2 separate regions of the Mus musculus genome follow, and region 1 is linked to region 2. The links are chromatin loops, found by intact Hi-C in ENCODE. Cell type or tissue: left cerebral cortex. All regions are shown on one strand.

Evidence for each region. A loop is a pair of places that touch in the nucleus more often than their neighbours do. Peaks named below come from ENCODE experiments on the same cell type or tissue, not always from the same donor. Only the 100,000 strongest peaks of a DNase experiment are listed, where the experiment ranks them.
Region 1: it touches region 2 in a loop (2.5-fold over the local background); 6 of 42 quality-filtered maps call a loop at or near these places.

The regions. Positions count from the first base shown.
Region 1 is chr16:13,513,648-13,518,647 of GRCm38, forward strand. It overlaps 2310015D24Rik (RIKEN cDNA 2310015D24 gene), which reads right to left. Exons shown (of 4, transcript NR_160674.1): 4 at 484-2,840. Among named protein-coding and RNA genes, the nearest start is that of 2310015D24Rik, 5.0 kb to the right of the region's middle. In left cerebral cortex, no CTCF peak of the experiment used is centred here; DNase peaks (open chromatin) are centred at 2,970, 4,141 and 4,771; H3K27ac peaks cover 455 bases.
Region 2 is chr16:13,444,023-13,449,022 of GRCm38, forward strand. It overlaps Gm32817 (predicted gene, 32817), which reads left to right and starts at 3,930. Exons shown (of 4, transcript NR_169006.1): 1 at 3,930-4,170. Gm53058 (predicted gene, 53058) reads left to right here and starts at 3,930. Exons shown (of 5, transcript NR_169187.1): 1 at 3,930-4,170. In left cerebral cortex, a CTCF peak has its summit at 2,661 (motif pointing right); DNase peaks (open chromatin) are centred at 1,637, 2,682, 3,409, 3,940 and 2 more places; H3K4me3 peaks cover 2,198 bases; H3K27ac peaks cover 1,468 bases.

The DNA.
Region 1 (5,000 bases), 70 kb after region 2:
TGCTTGTCTTGTGGGACTGAGCAACTGCGAGATCCTTGGACTTCCATTCACAGCTGCTGCTGACCATTGTTGGGGAGTTGGACTTCAGACTGTAAGTCACCAACAAATTCCCTTACTATATAGAGACTACTCATAAATTCTATGACTCTAGAGAACCTTGGCTAATACACATACATACATACATACATACATACATACATACATACTGGCATCTTTCTCAGTAATAGCAATATGGTTTTGAAAAAGGCAAGTCAGAGAGCCACCTTATCTATAAAGCTAGCGTTTTGAGGCTGCCTGACCTGGAGCTGTTTCTGGACTCCTGTCAATATGAAGACCAATGAATCCAAGGGGCTCCTGAGGTGTCTCTCTGAGAATTTACATTCTGTGAACCTATCAGATAGACTTGGTGCATTGTTCTCCTACTTGCACAGAGGACAGAGGGTCTGAACCACAGGAAGAGAAGTCAGGAAGCATCACACAGGAGAAACAACCCCATTGTGTCTTGTATTAGTCAGGGTTCTCTAGAGTCATGGAATATATATGGAACTTATTGCAATGATTGACAGGCTGTAGTCCAACTAACCCAACAATGGCCAGCTGTGAATGGAAAGTCCACGAATCTCGTATTTTCTCAGTCCCATGACACTGGATGATTCAGCTGGTCTTCTGTATAAGCTGGAATCCTAAAAGAGGCTCCAATGGATGTGCTGGCAAAGTGAGTGCAAGCAGAAAAAGTGGGTGCTGCTTCCTTCTTCCATTGTCCTTCTATAGGCCTCCAGCAGAAGGTCTCGCCCAGGTGTGCCTCAAGGCCTGGATTAAAGATGTGTGTTGATCCAGATTGAGAGCAGTTGCCATCCCACCTCAAGATCTGAATCAAAAGCTTGTGTCTTTCAGCCTTCAGACACGGGTCAGGGGTGTGCCCGCCCCCATTTCTGGATTGTAGTTCACTCCAGATATAGTCAAGTTGACAACCAAGAATTGCCATCACGTGTCTCCTGGCAAAGCTTGGGCGGATGGGACACAGGCCTGCATTAATGACCACTTCTCCCCAGATACTTCTCAGTACTAGCTCCATTTCGGCAATAGCTCCTGTCATTTTCACAATAATCCTATTGGTAGGTCCATGTGAAGGGAGTTGTAGGTTGCCCCTCAATTCCTATCTCCTTTCCTCTTAGTAACAGAAATCTGGAGTGGGTCTAGCTAGAAAATGATTGTACTAGTCAGCTAATGCCATATAACAAGTGAGGTCCAAATTTAGCAGCTGAAATAAACAAACAGAAATGTTTATTCTTCTCTAAGTTGTGCAGATTAGTTCTGTGACTCCTCCAGCTCAAGCAGCTCCAGCGGCTGACGTCAAAGGTCTGCAGGACACAGTCATCAAGGCACGCCTAGCGGAGAAGTTTCCTCCGAGCTCAGCCAGGATACTCTCAGGCCGAGTCCTCTGGCTGTGGATAGCTGTTCAGGCTTTGGTTCCTGTGTGTCTCAGCTGGCTTTCCACAGAGCAAGAGAAAGTGGAGCGGGATATTATATTTCTGCCTTTTTGAAAAGGCAGAAATGGATCCAGCTTCCAGCATATGTGAACACAATATGGCCGCCATTCCTATGGTCTTTCAAACTGGGGCACCTCGTCATCTACTATGAAGGAACTCCTGATGTAGATACCATGTCCACTTTCAGCTTTTTTTTTTTTTCAAGGTGTTTCACCTGGGGCTCACAGCGTAGACTGACTGGTCAGTAAACCCAGGAATCTGTCTATCCCTACCCTCTCAAGGCAGGGGTTATAAATGTGTGCACCAAGTCCAACTTTTTGGCCTCTTGTTTGCAGAGGGGTTTCTTTATTAACTATGCTGTCTTCTCAGTTCCTGCAAGGATATTGTAAGCCAGTACATTCAGAGCTCTGTTACTTACAAACCCAGTTGCATGCATGGTAATACTAAAGAGGAAAACAGGGTTCACAGGTTTATAGAAGTTATTCAACATCAAGAGCTAGCCTGAGGCTGCCATGACTTCTAATTTACTTCATTACACGCCGTATCTCCCTGTTCTTATAGAGAACTCCCATGGGCGTCATCTGGAACGTTGTCCCATCCTCCCATTTATGCCTGGGAAAGTCAGGTGGTTGATCCAATAAGTGCAGGGAGAGGGCCGTGTGTCCATTATGCTCCCGTCTGTTTGTCCCGTGGGAACACTCAGTGAGGAACAGTATGCACCTGGAAAGTGGTGGATTGGGAAACATTCTCCATTTCAAAATAAGTTATGGGGAGGGCTAGTGTGAGGGAACAAAAAGAGCCTGCCTAGCCCATGGCCCAGGAAAGACCAGGCTGTGTCAAAGGCAGGCAGGGAAGACAGCTGGCTCAGGCCAAGCCACCAGTGAGAATTTACCAAAGGAGGGACAGCCTCTAGAAAGCTCCAAGGCACGAGGCCACCTCCCAGAGAGGATGCTAACCAGGTCCTTGTGAGGGACAGAATGCTCTGTCCAGAGGGGCAAACGCTCCTTAGGGACTGCCAGTTCAGACTCCAGGATGTATCAGGTAATCCAGTTCCCATTAGTGGTCAATGAGGACTGCAGCTCATTTTCTCAGTCCAGTCCTCGGTTCCCTCTGAGCATGCCCCTCCTGGCACTTCCCTGACTTTCAGAGTCCATAACAACAGAATAAGGGCCAGCAGGTGGCCTGGGGAACTGTTTTTCCTCTCTGTGTAGATCCAGGGTCGGGTGCAGCTCACCCTCTCTCCTTGCCTCTTTGTGGCAGGCCTCAGATGGCAGGCTCCAGTACTGCACACCAGGTGCTTGCTTTAGCAAGCTGCTCGCACACAAAGGACCTCCTGTATGGAGGTGGTCCCTGTAACATGCAGGGATCAGAGTCAAACTAGAATAAGCAAAGGGGGAATGCTGTGCAGGTTTATGTAACTGAAAAAGTGGAGATGGACCCAGCTTCCAGCACTTGAGAACACACATATGGCTACCATTTCTACATTCTCTCAAACTGGGGCATCCTCCTTATGTGCTGCAAAGGAACCCCTGATGTGATATAGAAAGACGCCGTTCCATCCCACTTCAGCATTTCCAGCACATCTCCAAACAGGGAAAGCCCTATGGGCCAGATGCAGTCTGATGAGCGGGGCCTGTGTTATGTGGCCATGTCCTTCAGGGAAGGTGGACAGCATGGAATTGCAGGCCCTAGCAGACTACTTTCATTAAAGAAGTTCAGCTAGGAGAAATGGAGATTTCCTGCCAGACACAGCGTGGCTGATGGCTCTTCTATGCACACTTGCAAAAAGTCTTCCACCAAATCCTGGCCGTCCTGAACCTTGCCTCCTCAAAGTTCCCTGCCTTCTACCTTCCCGACCACCTCCCTTCATTTTCCCACCTGGTTTACCTGAGATAATGTTCCTGTTCCATTGTTTGCTGTTTTATTTTTGTGATGTGTTAGGGTACACTGTCTATTCAATTGTTAGTTCTATACCCGGCAGAGAGCTAATGGTCCATCATAGCTCTCATACTTTGTATATATTTGTTCCTTCTTCATCCGCCTAAGGCATTCTCTAATTGGCTTTAACAGAGCTCTAACAGCAAACAGCAGGGCAGGAGGTGGAAGGCAGAAGTTCTGCGCAGAGATAGGGTCTCTGGGAGAAGAACTGAGAGGCAGGAGATCAGGTGGTGAATGCTGAGGTGGATAGACGATTCAGAGCAAGCACGGAGGTAGACCTGGCCATGTGGTGTGGTGTAGGCCACAATTAGTTAGGTTAGAGAAGCCAGGAGGGAGCCCAGGCTAAAAGCCCAAGCTTTTAACAAATCTGAGTCTCCATGCCTTTATTAACTGCTGGCAGGTGCATGAAAGTTATATAGTGAGGCATTTCTGTTTGTTTACTTGGTTTTGAGGCAAGACCTCCCTATATAGCTCAGGCTGCCTTCAAACTGATAATGTTTCCCCCTCAGCCTCTGAGTGCTGGTAAGACAAACAGTATGCCCAGAGGACCTTAGCCAGCATGAGATAAAGATCCTTCCATTCACTCTGGAATGCATCTAACCAGAATAATTATATAGGAGAGGCAGCTCTCTCTCTGGTCCTTGCCTAAGCTGTGACAGCTGTAGTGTGTAGCACCCTTTGGAGACAGAAGAGCTGCTGGCAGGGCAGGCTTCTCCTTCCAGATGCCATTAGGTATTCTCACACTGGCAGGCCGAATGACAGCTGACTGTAAAGTTGCAGCTGAGTGTGAACAGCTTGGGTCACTAAGAGGAATAGACATGAAGAAGTGCAGACACCATCCAACTTGAATGGGCAGAGGGGGCTAATGGATCAGACCTGCCCAGTTCCAGCTGAGACACACTGGGTATAGACTCCTTATGCTTTGTTTAAACAAATATTTCCTTCCTTAGGTTGTTTCTTTATTATTATTTATTTGTTGTGTGATATGTGCGTGATGTGTGTAATATGTGTATGTTACATGTGTGTGATGAGTGTGTGAGAGAGATGTCTGTGTGTGATAAGTGAGAGAGAGAGAGAGAGAGAGAGAGAGAGAGAGAGAGAGAACTTTCAGGCATTAACTCACTCATTTTACCTCTACGAGGATTTCAAAGAACACATTCGGGTTCCTAAGCAGCAAGTGCATTGCCCACTGCACTGTCTCGTTCACTGTGTGATCTTTAAAAATATATATCTTATTTTTACTTTATAAATCTTCATGTGGGTGTGATCTGTGGAGGTGTGCACATGCTGTGTGCATGCACGTGGGTGTATGAAAATGATGTATGTTTGTGCATATGTTTGAGTGGGTGCAGGTCACATTCACAGCCCACATGTGAAGGGCAGAGAACAACCTTGGGTCTTAGTCCTGGTCTTCCACTGTGTTTGAAACAGGGTCTATTACTTGTTCTGCACATCAAGTCGGCAAGCCTGTAGTGGCTTCTGAGGAGTCAGTCTGCTGTCCCCATCTTGCAGCAGGAGCACTTGCATCCCAGATAGATGCCACCATGCCTGTCCTTATATGGGGTCTGGGGA
Region 2 (5,000 bases):
CATGCTAAGTCAAACAGCTGGAGCTGCCACAACCACTCCCAGCTCAGTTTCTCGTCTTCCTTCCTTGTTTATTTTTTGTTGTTGTATGTGATGTTCTTTGTGGGTGTGTGGTGGTCTCTGTGTGTGTTCATGTGGGTGCACATGTGTTCATGTAGAGGCTACAGATCACTGCCAGTGTCTTCCTCAATGGCTTCTCACCTTGTATTGAGCCACATCTCTCACTGAAACTGGAGCATGCCCATTAAGTTAGTCTGAAAGGCAAGCCCCAAGGATTCTCTCACCTCTGCCTCCAGAGGTGTTACCTGCCACGCCCTGCTTTCCATGTAGGTGCTGAGGCAAACTAAGGCCTCCATATTGCATAGCAAACACTTTACCAACTGAACCACCTCTTCAGCCCTTGTATGTTTTTGATAGACACGGCATCCTTTGAGAAGAGGTCCTCACAGTGTAGCCAAGGTTAGTCTTGACTCTCCATGCTTCTGTTTCTGCTCCTCACACATTGGGATTACAGGTATATACCAACAAGCCTAGCTTCCTCTAGTGTGTTGACAGACGTTGGCACCGTGTCTAAAACTGTTAAGCATTCAATCTTCTTCCTCCTGGTGTCTCGGGGCAGGTCAGTCAGGTCACTCTTGTTCACCCACCCACATGCAAATGCTGCCTCTGCTTTGGCTCCAGTGGGTTTGGAAGTTGTCTTCATTAGGGTTCTACTGCTGTGAACAGACATCTTGACCAAGGCAACTCCTATAAGGGCCAACATTTATTTGGGGCTGGCTTACAGGTTCAGTCAATTAATATCAGGGCAGGAACATGGCAGCTTCCAGGCAGATGTGGGGCTGGAGGAGCTGAGAATTCCACATCTTGTTCCAAAGGTAAGTAGAAGACTGGCTTCCAGGAGGCTAGGATGAGGGTCTTAAAGCCCAAGCCCACAGTGATACACCTACTCCAACAAGGTCACACTTCCTAATAGTGCCACTCTCTGGGCCATGCATATTCAAACCACCACAGAAGTGGAATGCTGTGGATGCCAGGGACAGCTAACCACCCCTTACTTACTTAGGAAGGGAGCCTCCGTCACACTTTACAGCATACACTGGCATACCTGTTCCATATCACATGTGGCTGCTCACGACAATTGCTATAATTTATTGAGCACTTACTTTGTGCTTGATCTCTGCAAGGCTCCATGGAGATCATGCAATTTGATCCTTTCACAGCCCCAACATTGCCACTATGGGAACTGAAACTCAAGAGGACCAGAGCTCTGTACTCAGTTGTAGCTGGATCTCTGGTTTCTTTTATTGTAAAGCCATGCTCTCTGCCAGTTCTCTTAGCTTGCAGCATCACCCCCTAACAGGTGTCAATCATTGCCTCAGCCACCGGAAGCCTCAGGCCTCAGGCCAGAATCTCACCTGTCTGTCTGTCTGTCTGTCTGTCTGTCTGTCTGTCTACATGGGACCTCGAGTTCTAACCTCCTGGAAACTTTGACATTGCCACAAATGAAAGATCACCTTGATCTCACCCAGTCAGTCTCTCTCTCTTCCAGTGCCTTCCTCCCTTCTGCTCATTTTCCTAAACAAAGATAGCTGGAGCTCCATTGTGTGCCAGTGGGGCCTGGTGCCAGGGCTCCAGAGCTGGAGAGAATGGATGGCTGCCCCGAGGCTCACAGATGAATGGGGCGGGGGTGCTGATACAAGGATACAATGTAATGAGAGAAGAACACGAGCTCAAGGCTGAAGCAGAGAGAGAAGGCTGGACTTGGAAGCAAAGAGTATGTACCCGGTCAGAAGCTAGGGAAGGTGGTCCAGTGGACTGAGCATCCCCAACCTGGAGGAGTTGGTGCTAAACCTCATCCCCCACCCCCAGATCACACACACAGATCGTTTACTTGCATTCATAGGTCTCCTTGTCTCTACATACAGCCTGTGAACTACATATTGAACTCCCCAGAGGCTCTCTGGGCCTCAGTCTCCCCATCTGTAAAGTGGGAGTTAAGCCAATGGCGGTGATGCATGCATAGAAGAAAGAAGCCACTTTGTAGACCTTTGGGGGGCAGATTTAAAAGAGGCTTTCTATTAGGAGTACTTAACAAAACCACTACCTAGGAGTACTACTAGGAGTACTTAACAAAACCACTACTCATTACTTGTCCTAGGTTGCATTGCCTGGAGAAGACTGAGCTGAAATCAGGAAGAGAGAAGGTACCAGGTCAGTAGGAAAGAGAAATCGGGCAATGTGTGTGTGGCATGGGGGAGGCCCCAGTCTGCTCTGTAGCTGAGCGACTCTCCTGCCATGCAGTGCCAGCTCAGGGTCTTGTTAAGGATGACCATGTTCTCTGTCTGTGGATGATGCTCAATATTCAACTCCAATTCAGGCTCTGCCGGAAACCAAGGGGTTAGCTGGTTAGATTGGTTAGATGCAGGAGGCAAAATAGACTCTGGTGGGGCAAGCAGGCTTCACCACTGAACGGGAAGGCCTGGCTTTTCTCAATCAGGCTTACAGTCTAAATGGCAGAGCGGTACCACTAAAGCAAAGGGAGAGGGGGCTACACGCGCGCGCGCGCACACACACACACACACACCTTGCACTCTCCCACTTCCCGTGGAATCAAGACTCTGGATTGGTGGATGTGCTCTTCTGAATGTGACAACAGTTGGCCAACAGAGGACAGCAGATACATTTTTTATGATCCCGGGAAGCTCAGTCCGGTCACGTTTTCACGCATAGAGCATAGGCTCTGGAGAGGAACAAGGCATGTCTTAGTTATTCGGATCCTCTTTGGCCAAGAAGAGTGATGGCATCTCTGACGATTCTGGGGGTCCTTGGAGAGGAGTGTGGAATGGTGATTTCAGGAGCCAGTTGAGTTAGGGAAAGCTCCCTTATGTTGAAACCAAAAGTACATTTTGGGGGACAGGGTGACAGAACCAGAGGCCATGACCTTCCTTTCCAGTGGAAAGTGTCCCCTTCCTGCCCCAGCCCTATTTCCAGAGCCTGGGGCTGCAAGAGTACCGGTGGACTCGGAAGGAGAAAGCTCAACCTTATGTTTAGGTGTGAAGGCGGGTGGGTTTGGGAGTAACTCTCCGGAACTGAGTGGAGCGGGTCCCTGACATTTAGATTGGGGGTCTTCCAAGGGACTTCGGTCGCCCCATGAAGAGATTTAAGACAGACAAGGAATGGGCGGAAGAGCTGGGGGCGCGGCTAGCTGCCTCTCCTGCTTGTGTGTGTGCGTGTGTGTGTGTGTGTGTGTGTGTGTGTGTGTGTGTGTGTGTGTTGGAGGAAAGTTGGGGGAAGGGCCCAAGGCGATCCCTGCGGCAGGCACCGGGAGTTCCCAAAAGAAGGGGGCAGACCGGAAGACGAGTCTGAATCTTAAGTGGATGCTCCCCCATTTCGGGCACCCCGGCTGCTTCCACCTCCAGCTCACCGATCCCTGGAATCCTGCCTGCTCCCTACTTCACCACCCCCAATCTCCCAGAGGGAGGCACAGTGGCAGTTTCGTCTCTTGGCACATTAAAAGTGGAGAGTCTTCTCCCTCCCCTAGTATGGGGAACCCTAGGATCTGTTGTGTCCCTCTCCGCAGCCCCTCGCAACGGTCGCAAGTGACATGGCCGGGCCGCATTTCTAGGAATGCGAGTGACCGCAACTGTATCTGGAGAGGGTTTCTAGGAAGGTATTCCCCACCCACCCACCCAGCCACCCCCACCCACCCAGTCACTGGGGCGGGCGAGCTCCGCTGGAAAGCTCTAGCCTTCTCCACGGCCGGCCTGAGGAGCCGCCTCCCTAGCACGGCCAACCCTCGGCCGTCCCTGCCCCCGCCCCCGGCCGGCCACTGGACTGGGGGGAGGGGGCAGGGGCCAGGCCCCGTGGGGGGGCGGGGGCCGCCCGGGTGGGGGCGCGGCTTTGTGGCGGGTGCGGAGGCGGGGTGCAGCCCCGTGGGCACCGTGCGCTGCTCGAGCTTGCAGGAAAGCCTGTCTCTCCGAGTGTGGCTGGGGAGGGGGCTGGGTTTCTTTTTGTTTCTAGAAGTCCCCTTCACCCTCGTTTGCCCCCGCGTACCGCCGAGAGGATCGCGTGGAATGGCTGCAGGGCTCCAGGGCGCACCCCACCCCACGCACGCCCTCTGGGGCGCCAGAAGGCGCGGCCCCGGGGGGATCCCTGTTCCCAGGAGGAAGCGCGGTGAGTGTCCCAGCTCTTCCTGCACAGCTCCCTGCCTCGGGCTGGGGCAGGAAGCCGGGCAGGTGGGTGTCCAGGCCCTGGGGCGTGGGGTGCGGGGCGGCTGTCTGCCGGGCTGGGTGGGTGGGGGCCCGAGAGGGGAGGTAGCGGTGGGGGCTCGGGCTCGACTCTTCCCGGGACCCAGCTTGTCTGGGCTGCTACCACCCTGACGGCTGCAGACATGATCCCCACCCGAGCCCCTTTCCCAATGGGGCGTGTGTGAGACCAGGAGGTGGGACAGGGACAAGGCGGCTCCGACTTCCCTAGTGCTAGCTAGGGCTTGGAGATGAACCAGGAGGTAGAAAAATCAACCACCCCGCCCCCACTCCGGAAAACCCATTCGAGAAACTGACTCGCTGCGTGACCCCGATATCAATGCCGCGCAGAGCAAAAGCTGCTGGCTCGCTGCCGCGCCCGACACTCCACGTGCGTCCCGAGGCCCGGCTGGCAGGGCGCGCTAGGGGCCGGTCCCCGAGAGTCTGAAGCAGCTTACTACCTTCCCCTAAATAAAGTTAGGGGACCCCCTCCCTCTAGGAGCAGTTGGCTTTGGCTCTTTGGCTGTAGCCTAGCCGGACTAGTGTAAAATAAATAGATTAAAACTAGGTTTTAGGGTGAGGATCCGGATGTCTGGGACTGAGACGACACCAAGTTGGGGGTGATTAGGAAAAAGATATTTGATTCAGGTCGGGAGGGTGACGGTTCTGGTTTTTCTTGCTTCCAGTCCCACTAAGGGGAGCGGAGGAATGTGCCATTCACGTCTTCTGAGGACACATCCATATTTATAATTTATTTTT